Linked DNA regions of Homo sapiens: regions 1, 2, 3, 4, 5 and 6 are each linked to region 7. A link is a contact called in ENCODE Hi-C or POLR2A ChIA-PET data. All regions are on one chromosome and are shown on one strand. The core of a region is the stretch at or near the end of the contact, and the rest is flanking DNA. Distances in the headings are between cores, read along the strand shown.

Evidence for each region. A loop is a pair of places that touch in the nucleus more often than their neighbours do. ChIA-PET counts read pairs that join two places held with the same protein, here RNA polymerase II (POLR2A). Pooled maps may share reads with other maps.
Region 1: a pooled map shows a loop between it and region 7 (6-fold over the local background). The contact joins the promoter of COX18 here to the promoter of HNRNPD-DT in region 7. A Hi-C loop is called at or near these places in 2 of 50 pooled maps.
Region 2: a map of naive thymus-derived CD4-positive, alpha-beta T cell shows a loop between it and region 7 (10-fold over the local background). The contact joins the promoter of NUP54 here to the promoter of HNRNPD-DT in region 7. A Hi-C loop is called at or near these places in 1 of 168 maps with a recorded cell type or tissue (naive thymus-derived CD4-positive, alpha-beta T cell) and 14 of 50 pooled maps. POLR2A ChIA-PET finds 5 or more read pairs at or near these places in 1 of 52 experiments (naive thymus-derived CD4-positive, alpha-beta T cell).
Region 3: a pooled map shows a loop between it and region 7 (7-fold over the local background). The contact joins the promoter of NAAA here to the promoter of HNRNPD-DT in region 7. A Hi-C loop is called at or near these places in 5 of 50 pooled maps.
Region 4: a loop to region 7 is called in a map of naive thymus-derived CD4-positive, alpha-beta T cell, with 6 times the contacts of the local background. The contact joins the promoter of PPM1K here to the promoter of HNRNPD-DT in region 7. A Hi-C loop is called at or near these places in 1 of 168 maps with a recorded cell type or tissue (naive thymus-derived CD4-positive, alpha-beta T cell), 3 of 37 single-sample maps with no recorded cell type and 16 of 50 pooled maps.
Region 5: a loop to region 7 is called in a pooled map, with 21 times the contacts of the local background. The contact joins the promoter of HERC5 here to the promoter of HNRNPD-DT in region 7. A Hi-C loop is called at or near these places in 2 of 37 single-sample maps with no recorded cell type and 8 of 50 pooled maps.
Region 6: a loop to region 7 is called in a pooled map, with 6 times the contacts of the local background. The contact joins the promoter of SDAD1 here to the promoter of HNRNPD-DT in region 7. A Hi-C loop is called at or near these places in 6 of 50 pooled maps.

Annotation. Positions count from the first base shown.
Region 1 is chr4:73,067,842-73,071,591 of GRCh38, forward strand. COX18 (cytochrome c oxidase assembly factor COX18) reads right to left here and starts at 1,875. Exons shown (of 6, transcript NM_001297732.2): 1 at 1,476-1,875; 2 at 188-288. The coding sequence starts at 1,808. LOC112268467 (a long non-coding RNA gene) reads left to right here and starts at 2,105. Exons shown (of 2, transcript XR_002959797.2): 1 at 2,105-2,188. RefSeq lists enhancers at 1,194-1,709, 1,644-2,163, 1,710-2,226.
Region 2 is chr4:76,146,782-76,150,342 of GRCh38, forward strand. It overlaps NUP54 (nucleoporin 54), which reads right to left and starts at 1,616. Exons shown (of 12, transcript NM_017426.4): 1 at 1,527-1,616. The coding sequence starts at 1,593. LOC124900718 (a long non-coding RNA gene) reads left to right here and starts at 1,768. Exons shown (of 2, transcript XR_007058144.1): 1 at 1,768-1,821; 2 at 2,426-3,561. RefSeq lists an enhancer at 1,566-1,725.
Region 3 is chr4:75,939,396-75,942,975 of GRCh38, forward strand. NAAA (N-acylethanolamine acid amidase) reads right to left here and starts at 1,618. Exons shown (of 11, transcript NM_014435.4): 1 at 1,349-1,618; 2 at 606-770. The coding sequence starts at 1,554. RefSeq lists silencers at 901-970, 1,371-1,840.
Region 4 is chr4:88,283,023-88,286,870 of GRCh38, forward strand. It overlaps PPM1K (protein phosphatase, Mg2+/Mn2+ dependent 1K), which reads right to left and starts at 1,539. Exons shown (of 7, transcript NM_152542.5): 1 at 1,384-1,539. PPM1K-DT (PPM1K divergent transcript) reads left to right here and starts at 1,908. Exons shown (of 5, transcript NR_134238.1): 1 at 1,908-2,039. RefSeq lists enhancers at 1,322-1,381, 1,422-1,511, 1,424-1,947 and a silencer at 1,682-1,901.
Region 5 is chr4:88,455,437-88,459,145 of GRCh38, forward strand. It overlaps HERC5 (HECT and RLD domain containing E3 ubiquitin protein ligase 5), which reads left to right and starts at 1,683. Exons shown (of 23, transcript NM_016323.4): 1 at 1,683-2,098. The coding sequence starts at 1,834. The region is part of intron 1 of LOC102723458 (a long non-coding RNA gene); the gene reads right to left. RefSeq lists an enhancer at 1,313-1,742.
Region 6 is chr4:75,989,466-75,993,074 of GRCh38, forward strand. SDAD1 (SDA1 domain containing 1) reads right to left here and starts at 1,480. Exons shown (of 22, transcript NM_018115.4): 1 at 1,287-1,480. The coding sequence starts at 1,376. The region is part of intron 1 of SDAD1-AS1 (SDAD1 antisense RNA 1); the gene reads left to right.
Region 7 is chr4:82,372,826-82,376,489 of GRCh38, forward strand. HNRNPD-DT (HNRNPD divergent transcript) reads left to right here and starts at 1,743. Exons shown (of 2, transcript NR_183813.1): 1 at 1,743-1,840. It overlaps HNRNPD (heterogeneous nuclear ribonucleoprotein D), which reads right to left and starts at 1,166. Exons shown (of 9, transcript NM_031370.3): 1 at 621-1,166. The coding sequence starts at 853. RefSeq lists a silencer at 665-764 and an enhancer at 1,125-1,294.

The sequences.
Region 1 (3,750 bases), core at 625-3,124, 9.3 Mb before region 7:
AAAAAAAAAAAAAAAAAAAAAAAATATATATATATATATATATAAAAAAAGAAATACTTTACTGCCAAAACTACAGAATACTCAAACTTATAATTAACATCACAATTTATGTATGTGTGTGTGTGTGTGTGTGTGTGTGTGTGTGTGTATGTGTGCGTATGGTCTTACGTGGATATAATTAGCTTACCTGGCATCTCTTTTGGACCACCCCAACTGATTTGCACGAACTGCAACTTCTTGGTTAAGATGCCTGGCAATAGTTTTTATTTCTGGCTGCAAATTTTCCACCTAGCTAAAAAATAGGTTTTGTTATGAGCACATAAAGGATCTTTATTCATAATGACTCATAATCTTTCACATTATTCCCTCGAGTCATTTAAAAATGTAGTTTACTGATCATATCAAGAAATCTTAATTCTAAGCACAAGATGTTAATTTGCTTAAAATGTCCTCAGTCACAACCAAATTCACAATGCATACTTATCCATGTGATCCTGTGCAAGTAACTTAACCTCTAAAATCATGTTCCCTCACATATAAAATATATAACAGCACCTACTTCACAGGGTTACAAATATTAGATAAGAACTGCACCCTGGGCTTTACTGTTCCATCTCTACATTTCCTAGTAACGTAAGCGGAGAAAACAGCAGTTTGTTAAGAACCTTTAATACACTGTGATAGCCACAAATCAAAAGTAAAAATAGCATTTATTCCTGCCCTGTGCTCATTCTTCCTGTAAAATGGCTCACTGCCTTAATGTTGCTGCTGATTCCGTTCCTGTTTTGTTTCCGGTTTTTTTTCCCCATGCTCACAACCTGAAAACAAGAAAGCCACTATTTTTGAAATATCCCATTTGAATAATCAAGCACTTTAACCCGTATTATCTGACTTGCTCTGATAACGCTGTGAAGTAGGCAAGGAAGGTACTGCTAGCCTGATTCCTCAGAAAAAAGGATTCAGCATTAAAAGGTCAAGTAACTGCGACCAACCAGACACAGTCTTAGTCGGGTCTGGAGAGGAAACAAGTTCGCAAACTGTTAGTCTAGTAGTTTCTTCCTAATAAGAAAGACCAGCTGGAATACTTTGGGACGAAAGACACTGCAGACATACTGGCTATTAAAACTTTTAAGACATAAATTTTGTAGGTTTCGCCAACACAATTTCTTCTGCGACTGATTTCTTTGTCTCCGTTCCCCGAGAGCAAGTATAGTAACCACTTGTGCTTGGAGCACAAATCCAGTAAGACAAAAGAAATGACAGGTACACGTGTCACAAAGTATCTTATTTAACACACCTAATGCTAGTTCAATTTTTTTTAACGCTAAAATGGTCACAATGAAATGGTCACGATGATTAAACACTAAGCACTGCAGAAGGCAACATCGTGCGATCGAAAACCCTGAGTGAATGTCGGCCTTCCTCCGCCGCAGGGGTTGCAGCGCAGGGTACGCGCACGGCTCGGCGCCCCTCACCTTGGCCAGGATGTAGTGCTGGTAGGCTGCCAAAGGCAGCGTGACAGCACCCCGTAAGGCCACGGTGGAGAGCAGAATGCTGCCCCACCAGGGCAGGCCCGTGGCGGCGTGCACGCCGAGCAGTACTTCCTCCGCAACCCGCACCGGCGAAGACGCGGCCAGGGCCTCGTACCAGCCGTTCGCATGTACTGCAGAGACTGGTGCCACTGCCCACACTGGGAGAGTGGGGCGCTTGGCGCCGCTCGTAGGAACCGGCGCAAGCGGCAGGTCCCTAGCCCAAAGCTGCAGGGCAGGGAGCGGCCGCAGCCACCGACCGCCGAGCCGGCACAGCATTTCTGCACCACGGCGGAGCCCAGATCCCGGGCCTCACAATCCAGCGGACATACACCGGCCAGCCAAGGCTGATACGCGCACGCGCCAGCAACAGCGGGCATAAAGCGCATGCGCGCCTGCCTGCAGCCGCGATTGACCTTCCCAGTCAAGCCGGTGACGTCTTGCGTCGCAGTGGATGTGACGCAAGAGATAGGAAAGTCCCGCCTTTCCCACGCGGCACTGGACAGGCCTACTGCGCACACGCGAAAGTTTCCCGCTGCTAGGGTGTAGTTAGTCCGAGGCCGGACCAAAACTGCAGAGACATGGGTGGAGCCTGCTGCCCTCCGCCAGGCTGGGTGTTCTTTAGGGAGCTCTCGCCTTGTAAAGTTCATCTACACCGTGTAACTTACCATTCTTTTTCACTAAAGCTAATAGTCATTTGTAGTGGAATTATCCTTGCTCGGTTTTTTGTGACCAGAAGCTGATCCCCAACCTCTTTACGTGCACCTGATTGCTTCCGTTAGCGATTACGATAGATTATCATACTCAAGAGTCACACGTTGCTAAAGTACCTGCTTGTAGAGAGACGCATGTTTCTTGCTGACTCTGAGTGTTAAGCACGAGGGATAGTTCAGTCTCTTGTAGATTTAATTGGCCCATCTGTTCCAGTTAGTATTTGGACCACCAACTGCAAACTGAATTTCTTCGGTGTTTTGTCTTCCATGATAAATAGCAGCAAAAATCTTATAGTAAAAGTATCATCTCTTTATTTAAGGGAAACTATCACTGGCAGTACGGTGAATTCCTTGAGTTTACTTGTATCCTATATAAGCTTTAAAGAGCCTGAACAGCAGCACTGGCTGTCTTCTGGTTTAAAGGAATACGTTGAATCTACATGGACTATATAGTTTTAACTTTTGTGTTCCTGGAAACAACAAAATGGAATGTTGTGGAGGAGTTTCCTCACCGAAGGGTCACCCCTAGACTACAGACTAAAATATGTTGTGAGGAGTAAACCTTGATTTTTATTTATTTATTTATTTACTTACTTAGGAAAAGAAGCCTCCAACAATGTTGGGTAATGTCAAACGCCAGCTATTGTTTGCCCTTCACTGTGCACCTAACCAAGGGTACCCTACGATAACTTTCTCAGGATTCTGGAATTCATCTGCTTTCCAAACTGACTGATAAATCTATACATGAATTTTTAAATGTGTTTAAACACACAGCACAACACACACTATATATAAACTTTTTCTAAAAGAAAAACCTACCAATCTATTTCTTTATCCATTTATTAAGCTAACAAAAAAGCCATCAGTTGCTACTGACTACTGTTCAGCTGTTCATAATCTGAACAGAATTTTAAAGTTATTTTTGCTAGACACAGTGGATCACGCCTGTAATCCCAGCACTTTGGGAGGCCAAGATGGGAGGATACCTTAAGGGCAGAAGTTAGAGATCAGCCTTGGCAACATGGCAAGACCTCATCTCTACAACAAATACAAAAATCATCCAGATGTGGTGGCTTGCATCTGTGGTCTCAGCTACCAGGAGGCTAAGGCGGGAGAATTGCTTGAGCCCCCCGGAGTCCAAGGCTGCAGCGAGCAATGATCGAGCCAGTGCACTCCAGCCTGGGTAGCAACAAGATTCCCATCTCTTTAAAAAAAAAAAAAAAAAGCAAGAAAAGAAAAAAAAAAAGCTGTAAGCTGTTCTTCAATTCCTAAGATTTAATTTTGTGGAGTTCTATCGGGGTCACAAATGAGATTTCAGTGTTGGAACACATTTTTTGCTATACATTGTGTTCATATATTACATTCTTATTTTAAAAAGTATTTCCTTAAGTTTGAATATTGATCTAAATAAAATTTATGAATATTTAGTTTCTGCTAATTTCATATATGTGTATAAACACATTTCTTAATCTATATAACAGGGATGACTAGAACTTGCTATCTACTTG
Region 2 (3,561 bases), core at 366-2,865, 6.2 Mb before region 7:
CCACGTGCATATGAAAATCTTCATAATTATCTTTTTGAATGCAAAGACGTCTAGCTTACCTTTTAGAATTCGATGCTATATCACATAAAACTAAACTGCTCTCTTTGAGCATTTCCCAAAATTCCAGCAAAGAACTGGGGATTCTTTCTATAATTACAAATCTTATAGAAATTACACATCTTATAGTATCCTAATCTGCTGAGTTGACCAAAGAAATACATTATTATCATTATAACACAAGTTAAAAAACAAAACAGGTTACTGCTGTTCGTATAAGACTTGTTTCTCTTTGGAAACACAAGGACAATAAAATGAAATCTCAATGAAAGATGCAGAAAAAATGAAAAATGACTGCAGGAGTCCAAGAATCCCAGGATGGGCTTGACTGGTGGTGAGTTTATACTTTGGAAGTCCTACCTAATAATTTTAAAGATCTATTCAAAATTATAATCCAAATGCTTATCATTTGGAAGATAAGTGCACATTTAATAAAGGAACACTGTAACTTGCAAAACTTTCCTAAACCACATCTTTTAAGGCAGTAAAAACTTGATACAGATGTTTTTGATTCGAGATAAGGAAATAAATTTCCTTTCCCTATTAGACAAGTAACTGTTCTTTCCCAAACTCCAGGAACCACAATATTCTTGGACTCCAGCTCCCAACACTGGTTACACATACAACCCGCAGTATCTACCTGCACTTGCCAGACTGTTACCAAAATTGAACGGAGTCGCCGAGGTAGTAGAAACACCGAAATTCCCAATATTAAAGTTCACTGCAGGATTAGCAGTTAATCCGAAACCCCCAAAATTAAACCCACTGGCGGTGGAGTTGGCAGTCTCAAGCCCACCAAATCCTGATAGGCGTGTAGGCAAAGAAACAAAATTTTAAAAAGGGGGAGAGGGAAAAAGAAAAGAAAGCAAGATAAGGATTAGAAGAATCAGCAGGAGGTTTCACAGAAGTGAACAAACCTGGTTTTGCTCCAAACAGTTTAAGAAAGCAGAGTGGGGGTGGGGTGGGGCAGATGGAAGAAGCATGACGGATAAACCCCACAGCGAGGACCACAGGGGGCCGGGGGTGGAACTAAGGGAGTCAATGGGCAGTGCCGGTGGATCCCCAGCCCTATCCTCGCCGAGTCCGGCAGCGGGAACCACGCAAGCGTTCCCGCCCATCCAGGAGGCTGAGGTGCAGAGGGGAGGGAGGTTCTCGGGCAAGGGGAGAGGGAAGCAACCTCCAATTTCTCTGAGTAGGACTCCCCGGCAGCGGGAAGCGAACCGCTCAAGCCAGGGCCCTGTGGAAACTCACGCGCGGCAAGCGAGCTTCTAGTGGGACCCCGAGTACCCCCGTGGCCTCCTCGGGTGCCGCCTCGGCCCACTCTGCCGCCGCCCGCCCTTTTCCAATGCCTCTAAAGTCTCCGCGTCGGCGGGAGATTCCAGGATCCCCAGGTCGGAGAGTCTCGGACAGAGGGGGCGGACCAGACCCTTCCCCTTCTTCCCGGGTGAAGGTCTAGGGGGATCACTCACCCGCGGGGGCCGCGGTGGCTGCAGCGGTACCGGAGGTGCCCGAGGGAGCCCCAAAATTGAAGGCCATGTCGCGAAAGCAGGAGACCAAGTAGGTTACTCCTGCGACGCGCAGCGCGCTCCCCTTCTCAGTCCGGCCGGGAAACCGCCAGTCAGATCACCGAGTTCCGCCTCCTTTCTGACCTAGCCTAAGAGGCCGGAAGGCGCCAAGGGCGTAGGAGGTGGGTGGTTGTGAGGGAACGCCCCCAGCCAGCTCACTTCCGGTGGGCTTCACATGCTGTGGGGTGTCACTGTTAAGGTAAAATGCTGGGACGCTCGCGAGGGTGTGCCGCCTGAGAGTCCTTTAAAAACTGCCGTAGGGAGGTTCTTTGGGAAAGGTGTGCAGAGGCTGAAGTTGTTACTGTAGGGATACGCGGTAGACAGCTAGAATTTGTATGTGGTAGGGTTGAAGTTGCTGCCTCATCAACTAGCGGGCCTGGGAGGTCGGGCAGCAGGGCTGGGGTTGAGAACCCCCCCAACACCCACGAGGAGGTGGTATTTGAACCCAGTGCTGAAGGATGAGTAGACGGAGCAGAAGCAGTAAAGAGGATGCACGTTGGAAGAAATGAAAGCGAATGGAATTGTAGCAAACACGTTGCGTTTACTATGTGCCAGGCACTCTTCTAGACATTTTACATAATTTAATCAGCTATCTTATGAGGTGGGTTGCTGCTATCTCCAATTTATAAAAGAGGAAACAGGTACCAAAGGGTCAGGCTGTTTACAGAGTAAATACTCCTAACCACAGCTCTAAGGGGAGCACTGAAAAAGAGGGGAAGAGTGGGCCCCCTCTGTTGTACTTGTAATATAATTTAATCCTCAGAATAAATAAATAGAGAAGATTCTGTAACTGTATTTTGCAGGTGAGATGAGAGAATTGAGGTTTGGAGTTGTTAAGCAGCTTGCCCAAAGTCACCTTGCAGGTAGGTTCTGGAGTCTGGTTTTGGACTCATGTTTCTCCACTCCAGAGTCCCAATTTGTAAAAATTACCATTATATTATATTGCCTTGTAAATTATGGTAAGGATTTCAGACTATTTCTTGAGGGTAATGGGAAACCTTTAAGGGGTTTTAGGCAGAGGACTAGTATGACTAGAATTTTGTTTTTAGAAGATCCCTCTGGCTGCCATAAGGAGAATGGATTGGAAGGAGCCAGAATGCCTGAGGAAGATAGAGCTTTTAGGAGTCTGTTGTAGTTGCACAGGTAGGAGATGATAATGACTTGGATTACATCTGGCAGTGGAATTAGGAGAATAAATTTGAGAGATACTTAAGAAATAGCATATATGAGACTCGTAGTATTTGGACGTGGGAAGTAAGGATTCAAGGACAACCTCCTGCTTTCTGGCTTGGGCAAGTTGGTGAATGGTGGACCCGTGTCTGACTCCTACAAACTGAGTATGCTCTCATACCCACTGCCCTGCCTTCTTTCACTGTTTGTCACAGATAATTTATCAATCTAATTTTTCCTTACAATAGTATATATTCCATAAGTGCAAGAACCATGTCCCTCTTGTTCCATGCCCATCACAAGTGCCTGGCATATAACAGGGGGAAATAAATAATGAATGAATGACAGATAGGTGGAAACCAGATCTTGAAAGACCTTCCTTAGCATGTTAAGGAGCTTTGATTTACCAGCAGTTTGTCCAGCTGCGGCCCACAGGCCACATGTGGCTCATGGCTTAGGATGGCTTTGAATGCAGCCCAACACAAATTCGTAAACTTTATTGAAACATTGTGAGGTTTTTTGCGATTTTTTTTAAAGCTCATCAGCTATTGTTAGTGTATTTTATGTGTGGCCCAAGACAATTCTTCTTCTTCCAGTGTGGCCCAAGGAAGCCAAAAGATTGGACACCCCTGATTTAGCACATAGCCTAACGCTTAAGTACTTAGCTTACCTTAAAAAAACAAACAACCATTCTTCTTCTTCCAGCGTGGCCCAGGGAAGCCAAAAGATTGGACACCCCTGATTTAGCACATTGTCTAATGGCTAAGTA
Region 3 (3,580 bases), core at 368-2,867, 6.4 Mb before region 7:
AAGTACGTTTTGAGCAGAATTTTTTTTTTTTTTTTTTTGAGACAGAGTCTCGCACTGTCGCCAGGGCTGGTGTGCAGTGGCGCGATCGCGGCTCGCTGCAACCTCCGCCTCCCGGGTTCAAGTGATTCTCCTGCCTCAACCTCCTAAGTAGCTGGGATTACAGGCGCCCACCACCACGCCTGGCTAATTTTTTGTGTTTTTCGTAGAGACGGGGTTTCACTATGTTGGCCAGGCTGATCTCGAACTCCTAACCTCGTGATCTGCCCACCTTGGCCTCCCAAAGTGCTGGGATTACAGGTGTGAGCCAACGCGCCCGGCCTTTGAGCAGAATTTTAAAAGTACGCTACCTGGATTGGGGAAGAGAAAACCCGGGGCTACACGTAGAGGGAAAGTTTAGTGTTGAATCGGAGAATCTGCTTTCCCTCTCGAAGCCTACGATGTGCAGCTCAGATTTACCCAGAGAGGCAAAGAGGAAGCGCTGGAGGTTTCTAGGCAAGCAGGCACCGCCCTGTTTTTATCACACGGAAAATATGTCTCCTCCCGCTAGTCTGTGTCGGGGGCCCCCGCAAGCCCCGCGTTACTCCGCGCGGGCTTGGGGCACTCACACGGAGGACTCGTAGGCCAGGTTGACCAGAAGGCAGTCCGCCAGGCTGAGGTTCATGAAGTCACACATGCCGCGGATCTCGCCGGTGAAGGGCTGGGGCAGGAAGCGCTCCAGCTCCAGGACCACTTTTCCGATTAACACGTGCACCCACTTGGGGACTCTGTCCCTAGAAACAAAAAGCACAAGGGCGTCTGACCCGCTCAGAGGTCGGCGGCGTGCGACTGCGTGTGCACTGCGAGCGGGGCTACATCCTTAGGGCGTGAGGTCTCAGGGCCACTGCTCCCCAGTCAGTGGACCGCCCAGGCGCGGCGTCACTCAATCTGCAGCCTCCCGGGAGTGGGGGGAAGGGGGCGGGGGGAAGGCGGCGGGTAAGAAAACTCCGAATGGGGAGGGCGAGTGAGGCTGGTCCCAAAGGGGCAAGCTTGGAAGGCCCGCGAGGCCCGCAAGGAAGGCGCGGGTTGCCCCTCCTTGGTAGCTATGCAGCCCGGGCGACAACTCGCGCGCCACGCTGACCCGGAATGGCTCAAGGACTGGCGTGCCACGGGTGACACCGAACTTGAAAGCCGAACCTGCCGCGCTGGATTCTCCCCAACCCGGACGCTGCTCAGGGCGGCAGCCAAAACCAGTTCTCCAAGGGTGGCGGGGAGTAAAGCGTCCCCGTTTAAAGCACTCTGAGCAGCGCGCGTTTGACTCCGACCCGCAGGGCCGGTGTCCCCGCAGACCCCGTCCAGGGCCCCAGCTCACCCGATGACTTGCGCCATCGCGGCGCGCACCAAGTCCAAGTCGTAGTGCCGCAGCACGGGCAGCCAGCGCAGCTCGGGGACCGAGTCCAGGCTCACGTTGAAGCGCGGCGCTGCTGGGGGCGAGGCGGCTGACAGCCCGGCCCCGGCCAGCAGCAGCAGCAGCAGGGACGGAAGCCCCGGGCGCGCCTCCCGGTCCGCGGTCCGCATGGCTCGGGCTCCAGCGGCCGCAACTTGGAGACCTGCAGCCGCTGTCGGAGCCCGGGTAAGCCGTGGAGGAGGAGGAGCTGGGGCTGGGCTGCGATCGCTGGAGGTGGGGCCCGCGCACGACCCGCCCGCCCCTGTCACCGGCAAGCCGGAGCGGCGACACCTCCCGTCCCCGCCGCGCATCCACTAGCCCGCCCCGACTCTCCATCGGGCCTGGAGGTCCCTGACCGCGGGGCCGCTAAGGGTTGGGGCTGCCGGCAGCCGGCTTCTCACCAACTGCCGGTTCCAGCGCACCTGCTTGGGCCGAAGGAGTGTAGGCTGCGGCCGGGAGGGGCTGTAAGATTTTCAGTAGCGAAAAGGTGTCAGGAAAGACTTTTCAGTTAAACTTTGTTTGCTTGTTTGTTTGTTTGTTTGAGATGTAGTCTCACTCTATTGCCCAGGCTGGAGTGCGGCGGCGAGATATCCGCTCACTGCCAACTCCGCCTCCTGGGTTCAAGCGATTCTCCTGCCTCAGCCTCTCAAGTAGCTGGGATTACAGGCGTCCACCACCATACCTGGCTAATTTTTGTATTTTTGGTAGGGACAGGGTTTCACCATGTTGGCCAGACTAGTCTCGAATTCCTGACCTAAGGTGATCCACCGGCCTCAGCCTCCCAAAGTGCTGGGATTACAGGCGTGAGCCACCGCGCCTGGCTGGTAAAACATTTTTTTAAAGCTCAAAATTTAGTGAACATTTATCTGCTAAATATTTTTCGCGGACATTATCTCATTTAATCATCAAAACAAGCCAACAGGTAGGTTCCACTAATCCTCGCTTTACTGATGAGGAGTGTGAGGCTTGGAGAGGTGAAGCCATGTACCCGAGGTTACTCTGCTGGTGTGTCTCTGCACTGGCCTCCAAGTAAGGAGGTCTGAATCCACAATCCACCTTCACACCTAAGTTTCTTCACCTTTGAGTTCCCAATGTCTGGGAGACAAACTTAGGAAAATCTTAGTAAGGCTGGGACATTCTTAACGGTTAGCACAGTTGTCTGTGGGTAAAACAGGGTACATGTGTACATGAATAGTAGAAACTAAATGAAAGGGCCGGGCATGGTGGCTTAGGCTTGTAATCCCAGCAGTTTGGGGGGCTGAGGCGGGTGGATCACCTGAGGTCAGAAGTTTGAGACCAGCCTGGCCAACATGGTGAAACCCTGTCTCTACTAAAAATACAAAAATTAGCCGGGCGTGGTGGTGTAATCCCAGCTACTTGGGAGGCTGAACAGGAGAACCTCTTGAACCTGGGAGGCAGAGGTTGCAGTGAGCCGAGATTGTGCCAATGCACTCTAGCCTGAGTGACAAGAGCAAAACTTTGTCTCAAAAAAAAAAAAAAAAAAAAAAAAAAAAAAAAAAAAAAAAAAAAAAACTAAATGCATAGTAGAAACTAAACACATTTTTTTTTTATTTTTTACCAATTTTAGGATGAAGAAATACAACTTTTATAATCAATCACTTGTTTTTAAGGATAACACTTAAAGGAATTACAAAATTTCTTGCCAGACATGGTGGTTCACGCCTGTCATCCCAGCACGTTGGCTGGCTGATCATCTGAGGTCACTTGGTTTAATGAATAGAATCAGAATTGCTGGTGGTTGACTTCCAAGACTAGGTCACAAAAGACACTGTGGGTTTCTCCTTGCTCTCTTGAATTGCTCACTATAGGAAGCCCATTGTCATGTCCTGAGGAAGCCCTATGAAAATGTCCCTTTGTGGCTGGACACAAATCTCAGCACTTGGAGAGTCAGGCAGGAGGACTGCTTGAGCCCAGGAATTGGAGACCAGCCTGGGCAACAGTGAGACCCCATCTCTACAAACAAATAAAAATAAATTAGCCGGGCATGGGGGCATGTATCTTTAGTCCCAGCTACTTGGTAGGCTGAGGTAGGAGGATTACTTGAGCCCAGGAATTTGAGGCTGCAGTGAACTATGATCACGCCACTGTACTCCAGCCTAAATGACAAAGTGAGACCCTGTCTCCAAAAAAGAAGTA
Region 4 (3,848 bases), core at 289-2,788, 5.9 Mb after region 7:
GTAACTAAGGTATTTTATCAGACACACACACACGCACGTGCTGCTCTTCTTCCTGCCACAGCTGCCTAACCAGAACACCACAAACCATGGCTGTTTTTCTTTTTCTTTCTGAGACAGGGTCTTGCTCTGTCGCCCAGGCTGGAGTGCAGTGGTGCGATCTCGGCTCACTGCAGCCTCGACCACTCAGGATCAAGAGATCCTCCCACCTCAGCCTCCGGGGCTGGGACCACAGGCACATGCCACCACGCCCGGGTAATTTTTGTATGTTTTGTAGAGCCGAGGTTTCGATGTGTTGCCCAGGCTGGTCTCGAACTCCTGGGCTCAAGCCCGCTTTGGCCTTCCAAAGTGCTGTGATCACAGGCGTGAGCCATTGCTACCGGTCTCATTGCTCTTTTTCATCGTCATTGTAATCTGTCACTTTAGTCGCTCATTCTGAAACCGAAGGACAGCCTCATTCCTCCGCCCTGACGGAAAGAACCGATGAGGCCTTGCTGCACGTTAGCAGTGGGAGGCTCAGAAAAGCCCGTGGAGCTTTTGAGACTGCAAATTCCCTGGCTATTTCCACCTGGAGCCTCTTTGTCACATCCGGTGAATTCCCTCATCTACAGAAAGCGGCTGCTGAAAAAGACATCACCAGCTACAACGCCTTGAGTACTACAGCGCTCCCTGCGCAAAGTAAAACCCAAGTCTTCGGATCAAAACCAGCCGGGGCTGTGCATCCTTCACGATGCCGGACCTCCTGAAAAGCTCACCTGGGTACAGCTCAGGATCCTGGCCTCGGCTCGCTGGCCCTGACAGGCGGGTGGTCAGGGTGACACACGGTGGGAAGAACACACGCCCGCCTGCCTGCGAAGCCTCGCAAATAGCTGGGCTCCCTCGGCACCTTCTGCCGCCAGGTCTCCGCCTCCCAACCTCCCTCTGGGCGTACCGAGCCCGTTGTCGCCACGTTTCCCTCGCCCGGGAGGCAACGCGGCACCCACCCCGCAGCATCCTCGCTTCCGGGGCCTCGGGCAAGGGTCTCCAGTCCCAGCCCACCCACCCTGCCCGCCTCGCGCCGCGCTGGCCCTCCAGCCTGCGGCCACATTCAAGGCCGAGCGCAGTCTGGGCTGGAAACCCGCCGCCCGGGGCGCAGGCAGCCCAGCTGGGCCCCGCCTCACCCCGACGAGCTGCTCACGACCTCCAAAGGGAAGAAAGCGACGCTCTGAGAACTCCGAGAGGCCGCCGGCCAAGCGCCGACTCGGGGGGCGGGGGAACGGAAACCGACGTCTCCCCTTCGACCTCCCGGGAAACCCTTCTCCGTTTACTCTCCATTCCGCGACCGCCAATAAAGAACAGCATACATGGTTAGCAGAAATAAATGAATTGCACTCTCTAGGCTCTTACCTCTGGATGGCTACGTCCCTGAAAAATGTTTTAATTAGCTAACGGAGGACGGGGGAGGAGCTTTCTTGGTCGGTAAATAAGAGTGCCTTCTCCGTCGTCTCGGATCTCCGAAGCAAGCAGTCAAAGCGGCCACTGCCTTGCCTGCTGGAAATTCTCGAAAATTTTTCTCCCGCAGTTGACCAGATGGAGAGGGAGAAGTCTGTTCCCGCTGACTGACAGCAGATCCGGCCAGTCCGCACTCGGCGAGACGGCTGGCCGGCCGCCCGGGCCCTCGATCGCAGCCAGTCACAGATGCCGATGGGAACGAGCCTCCCCGCGGCTGCTATTTGACTTCGCAGGCTTCCAGCTGCGCGGCGGAGCGACGTCACCCTGTGCCAGTGGTGGCTCGCGGCGGCGCCCCGCCCTCCCGAGGTTAGCTCCCCAGCCAAAGAGGGGGCGCGCTTGCGCGGTGGGTGGGGCCGCGAGACTTGGTACCTAGCCAGCGGGCGGAGCGCGGAGGGGGTTTCGCTTCGGGCTAAGGGACTGTAGTTGTGACAGCCAGGAAACCGAGAACGGAATGCCAATACTGCTTAGGCTTAGAGTTTGAAAGGCATCTGATTTCACTGCCATGTCTTTGAACAGCAGTGCACAGTGCAGTCTTCTTCGTGGCTGAACAGGTATCTTGTGATCTTTAGGGAATGTCTATTAATTCATTAAACAAGTATTTCTGTGTTTATTGAAGGACGTCTTGTATGCTATACATTTGCTAGGCACTGGGGATACGCCCCTAACACAGCTAGACACGATAGCTGCCCTCATAGAATTTTCAGTCTAACAAAGAAGAGGGAGAAAACCAACAAGTAAGCAAGCACATAGAATAGTAATTAATCATGTCAAGGAAAGAAATAGGCATGGTGTGGACACTGGAGGATAACTTCAGATAAGATTGTTATATGAGAACTTTATAAGATGGCATTTAAACCATCAGTCATTCAGCCATGGAACCAATAAAATGATGAATTGTTTTGGGCAGAGGGGACAGCAGACAAAGGTCTCTCGGTGAGACAGCCCGGCGTTTTGGAAGAACAGAAAGAAAGCCAAAGTGTCTCCAGCATATTGAGGGAGGGAAAGAACAGCATGATGTGAGAGAGATGAGGCAGACAGGGGCTTGGAGTTGGCATTACATTTTAAATTTAATGGGCTTCTATTGAGGCATTCGAAAAAAAGAAGTGAAAGGGTCTGGGTTTAGACTTTACATCACTTTGGTTAGTGTGCAAAGAACAGTTAAAATAAGCTATTGGGAAACTGATTAGGAGATGATGACAGATGAAATTTAAGGTGGAAGATGACTTTGATTAAACTATGACAATATCACTGAAGGGAGAGAAGAGCAGAGAGATTAGAGATTTTAAAGATAAATAATTAACTTGATTTGGCATTTTAGTTATTCTAGGCCAGGGACAACTGTTTTGAATCCAGTGCATTTAATAACCAGGTTAGAGAGTGACTCTCATATTGACGGCTCACAAATTATAGTAATAACCTTGAGTAATATTATGTTGAGTTGATGTCTTTTCATAGACTTCCTGGATTTTTTTTTCTTTTGTCTTTCTTTCTTTTTTTTTTTTTTTTTTTTTTTTTTTTGAGACAGGGTTTTACTCCTGCCCAGGCTGGAGTGCAGTGGCGCTATCTGAGCTCACTGAAACCTCTGCTTCCCAGGCTCAAGTGATCCTCCCACTTCAGCCTCCCAAGTAGCTGTGACTACAGGCACGCTCAACCATACACAGCTAATGTTTATATTTTTTGTAGAGATGGGGCTTCCCCATGTTGCCCAGGCTGGTCTTGAACTCCTGAACTCAAGCAATCCACCCACCTCAGCCTCCCAAAGTGCTGGGATTACAGGCATGAGCCACTGTACCTGGCGTGGAATTTAAAAAAATAATAATTTTATTGAAACATGTGTCTTAAAAAGTGCACATATCCTAAGTGTAGACAGCTCAATGAATTTTCACAGTCTGCAGACACCTTTGTATCCAGCACCCAGATCAAGGAACAAAACATTATTAATACCTGGGAACCCCATCAACCTGCCTTCCAGGCACTGCCTTCTTCCAAGGGGAGTTTCTATGCTGACTTTCAACAGCATAGGTAGTTTTGCCTATCTTTATACTTGTTATATATAAAGCCATAAAGTATGTGTTCTTTTGTTTCTGGCTACTTGGACTCAACATTACACTTGTGAGATTCTTCCATATTGTTGTATGCAGTTGTAGATCATTCATTTTGTTTTCCATTCTGTGGATATACTGTAATTTATGAATTCATTCTTCTGATGGACATTAGGGCAGTTTGCCATTTAGAGCCATTATAGATAGTGCTACTATGAGCATTCTACTACATATCTGTTGGTGATGGCTTTCATTTGATGGAGTATTTTGGTAGCTAAGTTACTATTAAGTTTTTAAAAATCTGCTCATCAATAATGT
Region 5 (3,709 bases), core at 433-2,932, 6.1 Mb after region 7:
CCTGCTGCATAAGGCTGAATTCCCTCTGGCTGCACCCCACTCTCCTGGTGCAGTGGGCCCCCAAGTCCCTTGTGGGCATGCCCAGACAAGACCCTGGGCAGGCTTCCTCAGCTGCACAAAAGCTTGTGAGGCAGGTCAGAGATTCTCCAGGGACCCTCCCTTATCTGCCTCCAGCATCTATCGATACTATAAAGAATAATTCATTTTAAATATAATGAAGACCAACAATTATAAAACTTCCAGAAGGTAACAAATGAGGAAATCTTATAATCTTGAATTTAGCAAAAATGTCTTAAGTAGGACAAAAAAGGTATGAACTATGTAAAAGAAAAAAATGGATAAATTACATCAAAATTGAAAACTTCAGTGCTTCAAAAGACACTTAAAATGAAGAGGCAAGCCACAGACAGGTAGAAAACATTTCAAAACGTATAGCTAATAAAGAACATGGTATGAAACATATAAAGAACTCAATAATATATAAAGAACTCTTAGATAAAAAGTCAAGCTAGCTAATAAATAAATGGTCAAAAGATTTGAATACACACTTCACAAAGAAGAGATCCTCCTGCCTTGGGCTAAAAAAGGGCTGGGGTTACAGGCAGGAGCCCAGGCCCAGCCTTGTCAGTTGATTTTCGGTGACCCTTCAGAGGGCAAAGGGGAAGTTTTCTCCTGTTCCCTACAACCGACAGGCCCATCAATTGGTGAATGGATAAATAAACTGTGGCTTACCCATATGATAGACTACCATTCAACAATAACACAAATGAATTACTAATTAAACACAATAGTATGAATCTCAAAGCATTGTGCTAAGTTAAAAAAGCCAGACATCACTTAGATATGGTTCCGTTTGTATGCATTCTAAAAAAGGCCTAAAGCACATCACTGTTGCCAGGCACCCGGGAATACGGGAATACGTAGCGGAGCGGGCACGAGGGGGGTGGGGGTGGGGGTAGGGGTGGGGGGGAGGGTAGCTGCCTGCATAGCTCTGCCCAGTTTTATGCCGGTTTCAGCCCGGCGCACAACGCATTTTTTTTTTTGATACATAGTCTCGCTCTGTCGCCCAGGCTGGAGTGCAGTGGCGCAATCTCGGCTCACTGCAAACTCCGCCTCCCGGGTTCCCGCCATTCTCCCACCTCAGCCTCCCGAGTAGCTGGGACTACAGGCGCCCGCCACCACGCCCAGCTAATTTTGTTTTTGTATTTTTAGTAGAGACGGGGTTTCACCGTGTTAGCCAGAATGGTCTCGATCTCCTGACGTCGTGATCCGCCCGCCTCGGCCCCCCAAAGTGCTGGGATTACAGGCGTGAATCACCGCGCCCGGCCGCGGCGCACAACGCTTAACAAACTTTGGCTTCCGTTATCCCTCCCTCTGGAAATGCGTGTGTCAGGGTGCCTCCTAGTGGAACTGCAGCGTTTCCTCGAAAGCCATTCCGTCCAGGAGTTAAGGTGGCCGCTGCCCGCCCGGGGACACTTTCTCAGTCCAGCCCATCGGCCTTTACCCCAGCCAACGACCTGTTGCCTTTGGCCGCCTGCCAAGTCACTCTCATTACAGTTTCCTTTTCCTTTTCGATTCCGCCCCCTAAAAACAACAACAAACATTATGTTTCGTTTTCCACTGGAGCTGCAGGCCCCGCCCCCAAACAGCACGTGGGGGGCGTGGCGTCCCGGCAGGGGCTCAGTAGCTGAGGCTGCGGTTCCCCGACGCCACGCAGCTGCGCGCAGCTGGTTCCCGCTCTGCAGCGCAACGCCTGAGGCAGTGGGCGCGCTCAGTCCCGGGACCAGGCGTTCTCTCCTCTCGCCTCTGGGCCTGGGACCCCGCAAAGCGGCGATGGAGCGGAGGTCGCGGAGGAAGTCGCGGCGCAACGGGCGCTCGACCGCGGGCAAGGCCGCCGCGACCCAGCCCGCGAAGTCTCCGGGCGCACAGCTCTGGCTCTTTCCCAGCGCCGCGGGCCTCCACCGCGCGCTGCTCCGGAGGGTGGAGGTGACGCGCCAACTCTGCTGCTCGCCGGGGCGCCTCGCGGTCTTGGAACGCGGCGGGGCGGGCGTCCAGGTTCACCAGCTGCTCGCCGGGAGCGGCGGCGCCCGGACGCCGAGTGAGTGGGGCTGGTGTGTGAGGGCTGTGAGGGCTGTGAGGGGTGAGGGCTGAGGGCTGTGAGGGGCGGGCAGCCGGGGGTCCGCGCCTGAGGGAGGAGAGCCCAGAAGGCCGCAGACGCGCGCCTGGCTCGGATAGTTTCGCCGACGGCGCACCTGAGCTGTCTTTTATCCCGGTCAGTGTCAGGCGCGGGGTGAGCGGGATACTGGCGACCAGCGGATCCTCCGCTCAGCAAAGTGGCCGGTGCGGGGCATGCGGGCACCGTCTTCATCCTTTTAGCCAGTCTGGCTTTCTCATAGGTTTCTGTTCAAGTTTGTACCCCCGTCCCCCGCCCGCCGCATCTCCCACTGTCTCGTTTTGAGAAAGTAGTCACTGCTCCAACTTTGGGAGTCGTTCTCAGTGATGGGATTTTACCTTGGCCTTCAGTTGCACTTCTCCCACATTCTCATCGAAGTGGGGGAAATAGTTGCCCGCGTTCTTTAAAATTTTGCCCATCTGTGGAGTGAAGAAATTGGTATCTTGCTGCGAGTTTATTTTGCGTTTAACTACTGGACGTTTGCGTTCCTTTTTCGGTAAATTGCCTGTTTATCTTTGCCTGGCTTTTAGAAATTTGAGTTGTTAAATCTTTTTCTTATTTGTATGGAAGAGGTATTTGAATATTGAATAAGAATAGCCTTTTGCACGTCGTACATGTAATATTTTTCTCACTTTGCCTTTTGTGCATGTTGTTTTTAGTGCATTTTTTGGGGGGTAGTCTGTCAATTTTTTTGTCTGTTAAGGCTTATGGGTTTTATGTTAGGCTGGAAAGCTATCCACACTCCCAGTGTTTTAAAAAATGTACTCATTTTTGTAGTAATTTTAAGGTTTTTTTTTTTAAGTTAAAATTTTTCGTACGCTTGGAATTTTCAGTACTGAGGTAGGAGGGGAGCTAGATTTATTTGCTTTTCCAAAGGCTTAGCCTATGTCCCAATACCATTTCTTAATACTTCCTTTTTTTCAACTGATTTGAAATGCTGAGACTCTTTAAAAGAAACCGTTAGTCTGCTGGACCATTTCTTATTACCAAACTGTTTTGGTTCCCCTAGCATTTGTAATATGGTTTGTGCTTTGAGATTTTTACACGAATAGATTCTATTTCATTAGCACTGAAGATGAAACAAGGTCCCAAAACTATCCTAGTTTAATTTTTGTGAACAAATTAAATAAGAGTACATTTTTACTAGTGGACAGTTTAATCTCTTAACTTCAGAAAGGGCCAAATGTGCACTAATGCCAATGAAAAATGTTTTCAACAGCATCCTCTTTAAAGATAGTCCCCCAAACATAATCCTTCCTTTTAAGAATATAGGCATTGGTTTCTATTGGTAACTGTCGGGAAGTGTTTATTACTGTTATTTGCTTTTTGGGAGAAAGGAATGTGTTTCAGAATACACTATTTGTTCTTGAAATGAGATTATGTTGTCTTAAAGTTATATTTTCTTATAGACCTTTTCATCTTTGTCATTTCAAATTTCGTTCGTCTTAATAAACAAGAACCTAAAAGCAGATATTTAATTGGATATTTTAAGGGTATGTTCCATTTACAACAAAGTATACATCAATATTTTTTCTA
Region 6 (3,609 bases), core at 230-2,729, 6.4 Mb before region 7:
CCAACGCCTACCTAGAATAACAACACACAGTAGTTATATGTGATTTTGCATATATACTTAAGTGAATTAAAGAAGTAGTTATTACCCCCTTCTTACATATTAAAATACCCACATAGGCTCAGCGATTAACCTGCTTCGGTTACACAACTGGTTAACAACAGTCAGCAGCAGGAGTTATCTAACGGAATTATATAGACTCTCAACTTACCACTTTCTTTGCGAATGGCTATACAATGCTTTAAGCATCTCAAAGCCTTGCCTATGTTACTTAACTTCTTGTACTTGTTTCCTACTCTTTATTTCCACTACCTTGATCCTTGGAGAGGCTTTCTCTACTGGTGACCTAAGCCACTGAGATTGCCATGTGTTAAAAAGCACTCATAAAATACATATATGTGAAAATTTAGGGGAGGAGGGAAGTGAGAAGGGCAATGAAAAAATAAGTAATTGTGTTAGCCACTGAACAAATCACAATCTGGTAGAAGCACAAACATGTAATTGCAGCAAATGCCTAGCAGAGATACCTGTTTAATGCCCGTCTGATAAATGAGTGTCTGAAGGAAGCACCTGTCAGATTAATATATCAAAAACCACTTTCGTTTTGTCGGTACTTGGTTCAAACACCCCTAATGTTCACAACTTACATGAGGTCAGTACACAAAGCCCATCACAATGAGGGCCTAATTTTTCAACCTAATCTTTTCCCGAAGCAAATTCTGACATCCGAGTCATGCCAGTCTCCGGTAAGTTTGAATCCTGGCTTAACTAAATATACTAAGCTCCCGAGTCTGTCCGTTGTGCTTGAGAAACCCCCCCCCCCCCTTTCCTGGCACAGTCCAGGGTACACAGCCTGCTCTCAGAAACGGACGTCAATCGAAAGCATTCTAACATACGATTCATCAAAGGTTACCGACTAATTCAAGTTTGGGATTTCTGAAAAGAGGCTGAGAAATCCGCGTGGAAGTTGGTGGTTGGGTGCGGCCCATTTCTCTCTCCACTTCCGTGCGGACGAAGAAAAATATCTTAAAACAAAATGAGGTTTTAAAGGTGTTTCAGCGGCAGCAGGGCAGGTAGAAAATCCAAAGGGGCAACAGATTTTCAAGAGGTGGGGAACGAACCCTAAGGCATGTCCCGTCCCCAACCCCTTCTCTCCTCTGGAGGGACCCCTGAACCTAACAGAAGAATAGGCGGCGAGCCTGGATCCCAGCCCCACTCCATGCTTTCCCGCACCGGCGTCTCAACCATCCACTATCCGGCCTCTAGCGTCTGCCGCGCCGCACTCCCACCTCCTCGATGTAGGCCGGCGGGTCTCGCTTGATTAGATTCTGTAACTGCGGCAGGTTGCTGGGAAGCTTGTTGTTGTTTCTGTTGGACATTTTGGCTGCAGACAGACTTCGCGGCGAGCAGTTTTAAAAAAACTCAGACGGCCGGCACCCCGCAATCCCTGCCAGCTGCAGCTTGGACTCGTGTTTCCGGGTATGACCGGAAATAGCGCATGGGACTCTAGGCAGGCGACACCTTAGCGGTTCCTAAAGCGAGCTATGCTACGGAAGCCTCAGAGTGTCAAAATTACTCTCGTTGCCAAAATACTCTGTGGTGTATTGGAGAGCCAGCCACCGCCGACCCGCCCCTCGCCCTTGGGCATATGCTACTACTTAATATTGCCTTGCGTTTCTGAAAGGATCTGAAATGTAAATTTTTTCACGTGTGTTAGCATGTATCGTCATTCCGACACCCATATGAAGCACATAAATGAGGATTAATCGTTTATTTTTAATCCCGCAGTCTAAAATTAGAAACTGACGCCTGTAATCCCAGCACTTTGGGAGGCCAAGGCGGGCCTGAGGTCGGGAGTTCGAGACCGGCCTGATCCACATGGAGAAACCCCGTCTCTACTAAAATTACAAAATTAGTCGAGCGTGGTGGCGCATGCCTGTAATCCCAGCTACTAGGGAGGCTGAGGCAGGAGAATCGCTTGAACACAGGAGGCGGAGATTGCGGTAAGCCGAGATTGCACCATTTCACTCCAGCCTGGGCAACAAGAGCGAAACTCCGTATAAAAAACAAAACAAAACAAAACAAAACTGAAAAGAACCGTGGCGCTAGATAACACTATTCCCTCTTAGGAGGAAAAAAGAGCAACGAGGGTCATATAAGTTAATGTGTATGATTTTAGATATGTTTTTATTTTGGTTTTGGTTGTTTCAACTTAGCGTGACCCATACAAGGGAAAAGAGGGCTGGATAAAATGTGATCATGTTGACCATTAATAAATGCAATTAATCGTTAAAATTCAACCATCGTTATAAGCTTTGTAAGCACTCCTCAGTCAGAGTTTTTAATTCAGATCCTGGTAATTCGAAGAGGAGAATACATTTCTACAATCTCAAGGTGTAAAAAATCAATAAGGGTTGAATGAATGAGGTAGGGTGTTGTGAATTAGAGAGAGAGAAAAAAAAACCTAATTACCCACCCTGTGCCAGGCACTATTCCAAGCACTTGTATTAACTTATTTAATCCTCAGAACAACCCTCTAAAATAGGTGCTATTGTTATCTACATTTTACAGAAGAGGAAACAAGCTCAGGGAAGTTGACTGCCTCAATTCATAGCCTGTGAGGAAGATGAGATTTCAATCTAGACAGTCTTGATTGTAACTACATGAGAAAAAACATAGCCTAACAGCTGGTAGCTGGTTGCTGGTCTGGCAAAATAGCCAGACAATAGGGTTCTGCTTAACCAAAGCAATTTTATAGAACGCCAACCTCATCTGTGACGATGATAAAATGAGCCCCAAACAAAACAACTCTGTAATCACACCTGCACACAAAATAAAGAATGCTTCACAAACCATGTTATTCAGCTGCTTTTGGAGAATGACTTATTTATTAATTATCAAATCAGTTACCTGTGAAGTTAAGAAATAAATGTCAGCAATAAATCTTTTTTAAAAAGCATAGATTTAAATTAAAATTTTTTGGCTAGGTTGTTTTAGTGAGGGCAAAAAAAGTATTCTCAAAACAAAATCTGGCTAAGTGTGGTAGCTCAAGCCTGTAATCCCAGAACTTTGGGAAGCCAAGGTGGGAGAACCACTTGAGCTGGGTAGTTCAAGACTAGCCTGGGCAATATAGTGAGACCCCATCTCTACCAAAAAGTTGAAAAATCAGCCAGGCATGGTGGCACAGGCTTGTGGTCCAAGCTACTGAGGAGGCTGAAGCAAAAGGGTTGCTTGAGCCCAGGAGGTTAAGGTTGCAGTGAAGCACTGCACACCAGCCTGGGCAATACAGTGAGACCCTGTCTCAAAAAAAAAAAAAAAAGAAAAAAGACTGCGTACAGGTACTTGAAAATGTCTGGTGTATTGAAACAATAGCCATAAGTTTGGTGTGACTAAAGGCTGGGAGGGCAGGGTGCAGCAGGGAAAGAGCTGAGAAGGTTATATTGTCCTGATATGAAAGGCTTTAATTGCTATTCTAAGGAGGGCATATAGGTCAGTTCATTTTACCTCCAGCAGCATGGAAGGCAGGATTTGTTTTTGATAAATGAGAACTCTAAGACTAAGAGTGGCTAACTGAATATATATTTTTCAGATGTTAAATAATTTGGGTATCTA
Region 7 (3,664 bases), core at 493-2,992:
ATGCCATTGTGCGATAGCGTATGGTGGAGAAAATGAGTAAATCCTTAGGCGAAACTTATTCAAAATCCCAAGAAAACAGTCGGCCTAAGGCCGACAAGGGAGAGGCAGAGGTGGACAGCCTACGCGTTCCCCAAAACATGTGCTTATAAACAATCGCATCGTTTCAGGATGGTGGAGAAGCACCAAATAAACCTTAGTAATACAAACAGAGAAGCTGTTTGTGTCTGTGTTTTTATGCCCAAGACTGTAGAAAAAGGGAAAAAGAGGGGACAGCATGGAAAGAAAAAAGGTACCCCACGACAGGCGGGAAAAAATCCTGGCGGCTAAGTCGGTGGGAGGAGACCCATGGCGAGGGAGGAAAGGAGGGCGGGCCGAGGAGCAGCATGGTGACGGCTAAAGGTGGAAACGTGTGTGATGGGGGAGGGGGGCGATAAGCAGGCAAAGGAAGAAGGAAATGAAGGTCCGGGGAACCCAACATAGAAAAAGGGAGACCAGTGCAAGGAGGCTGCATGGGGGCCCGGAGAACGGGCTGAGAGCGGGAACCAGGCCTAATGGCGGGGGAATAAAGAGGGGGAGGGGGACTAGTTGGGCCTGACTATCCTGGGATGCCCCTTACTCACCCTTCATCCTCCTCGTTCTTACTGGCGTCAATCTTCGCCCCCTCCGACTCGGCGCTGCCCCCTTCGGTGCCTCCAGACGCGGTTCCGCCCCCGGTCCCGGCTCCGCTTCCCGCCGCCGCCGCTGCCCCCTGTGTCGCCGCCACCATGGCTCCCTCCTGCTCGCCCGCCGAGCCGCCTACCGCCGCCGTTGCCGCTGCCGCCGCCCCGTCCCCGCCGAACTGCTCCTCCGACATAGTGCTAGTGTCTCCGCCGCTGCCGCCGAGACTACACCCGCCGCTGCCGCGAACCGAAACTAGCAGCAAAGTAATCCCCGCCGCTGCCGCGCGCCCGCTCTACCTCGCGAAGCACACAAGACAGGGAAGGCGCGCGCGTGGCTGCAAAGGCTCCTGCGCCTCTCCCTGGCCTGCCCCCTTCGCCTCCCACTCTCGCGCGGCGCACACTCCCGCTCTCTCCCGCTGCACTAAAAAAGAATAAGCACCAGCGGCGGCCGCTCTCGCCTCCTCCTCGCTTTAATGGCGCCGCCGCGGACCACCTAAAATGGCCGACGGAAGAACGGCGCGTCCCGGTCACGTGACGCGAGAGCGCGCCCTTCGCGCGTCCCCCCACCCCTATCCCCCTAGTTTTTTTTTTTTCCCTTTCCTCCTCGGTCCCGCCCTCTCGCTACCCTTTATACCTTCCTCTCACGCTCCGCGTTGCACAGCCTTGGGGGCCTTTAAAAGGAACCGGAAGTGTCGTGAGCTAAGACAGTCGCGCGGGGACCATCGAGAACAAGGAGTGCTGTTTCGAAGTAGCGGCTAGAGGGGCCCCCTGCCTCCGCCCCCGCCCTTCCGAGGATTCCTGGAGTCCACTCACCCCTCCCCACCACTCCAGTAGCGGCGGGAGCAGCAGCGTTAGGCCGGGGTGTGGCTGCACCTCTGCGAAGGCTGTCGTGCCCCGTGCAGCTGCGGCGTTCGGGTGGGGGAGGGGAGGCTCACACCCTGCGGCGGCTTAAGCCTGGATTTACGCACTGGAGGAGGGAATTAGCCCTGAGATGTCAGCCCTGTGCCCCTGGCGCTGTCCACCCGGACGCCCGCGGAGCGCCAGGCGCCGCAGCGGACCGCGCGCGCACTGATTGCCGCAGCTACTCTCCCTGCCGTCGCCGCCCGGGACCGGGTGACATTGAGGTTTTCGTCTATCGCCGCTGGGCCGATAGGGCTTCTTTTTAAGATTTGGCTTTCCAAGTAAGATTTTTGTTTGCCTGCTTTTCTCCTGGAATTTTTTTGTTTTTGGTCGAAGAAGCAGGTAACTTGCATATCTTAAGGAAAACATTGTTTTTGCTTTGCTTTTGTTGTTTAAAGATCCTAAAACGTACCGTGATTCCTTTACGTTACTAATAATTGGAAAGTGTGTTAAATCAAGGGTTCGCTTAATGTTCTTTAGCCTTTGTACATAGAATATATAAATGTCGTGAGTCATCTTTACGAGGTTTATGAGTTTGTGTTCGGGTTTGGCTTTTTTGTTGTGTGTGCGTGGTTTTTTTTTTTCTTTTCTTGTAACACCGTTAGGCGTTTCATTAAGGTGTATAAAAAGTAATTTTATACACCTATTAAAAATTCCCGCTGCCTCGGCTGGAGACTGGATTATTCGGGCTTTGGGATTTGCTGCTTCCAGCAGTATCCTTAGAAGAAAATGAAGCTTCTAGGTACTTCTGTAGTCAACAAATAATTATTTGCCTGTTTAATTAAAGTGTTCGGGCACGGGGGAAACAAAGACGAGTTTGCAGACTCCAGCAAAAATCTTAAGAGTTTAAGTATTTGGGCCGGGCGCGGTGGCTCACGCCTGTAATCCCAGCACTTTGGGAGGCCGAGGCGGGCGGATCACGAGGTCAGGAGTTCGAGACAAGCCTGACCAACATGGTGAAACCCCCGTGTCTACTAAAAATACAAAAATTAGCCGGGCGTGGTGGCCGGTACCTGTAATCTCAGGTACTCAGGAGGCTGAGGCAGGAGAATCGCTTGAACCCGGGAGGTGGAGATTGCAGGGAGTCGAGATCATGCCACTTGCACTCCAGCCTGGGCGACAGAGCGAGACTCCGTCTCAAAAAAAAAAAAAAAAAAAAAGTTTAGGTATTTTCCACTGCAGTTAAACGAATTTGTATTAATTGGACACTATCCAAAAATCTCAAAGGAAGATTATAAGTAAGTTTTATTAATCAAGTTAGTAGAATTTACATTACAGAATAATTAAAACTCAAGAATACAGGTCAAATTCTGAAAACGTCCTAAAAATATAATCTTACCAAACTCCCGTAATAATCAAGTCACATAAAGGTAATACCAAGAATGTTTACCGTAAAGTGGTAGTGACTCCACATTTGTCTCCACCTGCCAGAATATTAGCAAAGGATAAAGTGGATATGGTGCTCAAACCATATATTCCGGGTTAGATACAACTAAGATGATTGACTGAAGGGAAGTCTGTTTAATCTTTTCTGGCTCAAGTGACGGTAATTGTCATTTATTTTGATCTTAAGATATCATTAGACATACCCACCTTTTGGTAATAGTGACTTTTCCAAAAGGTTCATTTTGATTTCACATGTAGCTTAGGAGCTTCTGGAATTCTTAGAATTTATGTCAAAAGTTCCAGACAACCTAGGAATGATTTTAAAGCTAACACCTTTACATGCTTTATGAGGATGTATGATGTCCATATCACTGATAGTCCTTGATATTATGGCCAAGATCTCTACATCCAGGATGTGCTCCTGCATCCACACAATATTCTTCTTGGAACTCACTTAACTTCTGGCAGGCGTGGTGGCTCACGCCTGTAATCCAGCACTTTGAGAGGCCAAGTCGGGAGGATTGCTTGCCTCAAGGAGTTGGCCATCAGCCTGGGCAACGGAGTGAGACCTTGCCTCTACAAAAAGTCAGAAAATTAACCTGGCATGGTGGTTCCTGTTGTTCCAGCTACTCCTGAGGCTGAAGTGGGAGGATCACTTGAACCTGGAAGGTGGAGGCTGCAGTGAGAAAGGCAGAGTGAGACCCTGTCTCAAAAACAAA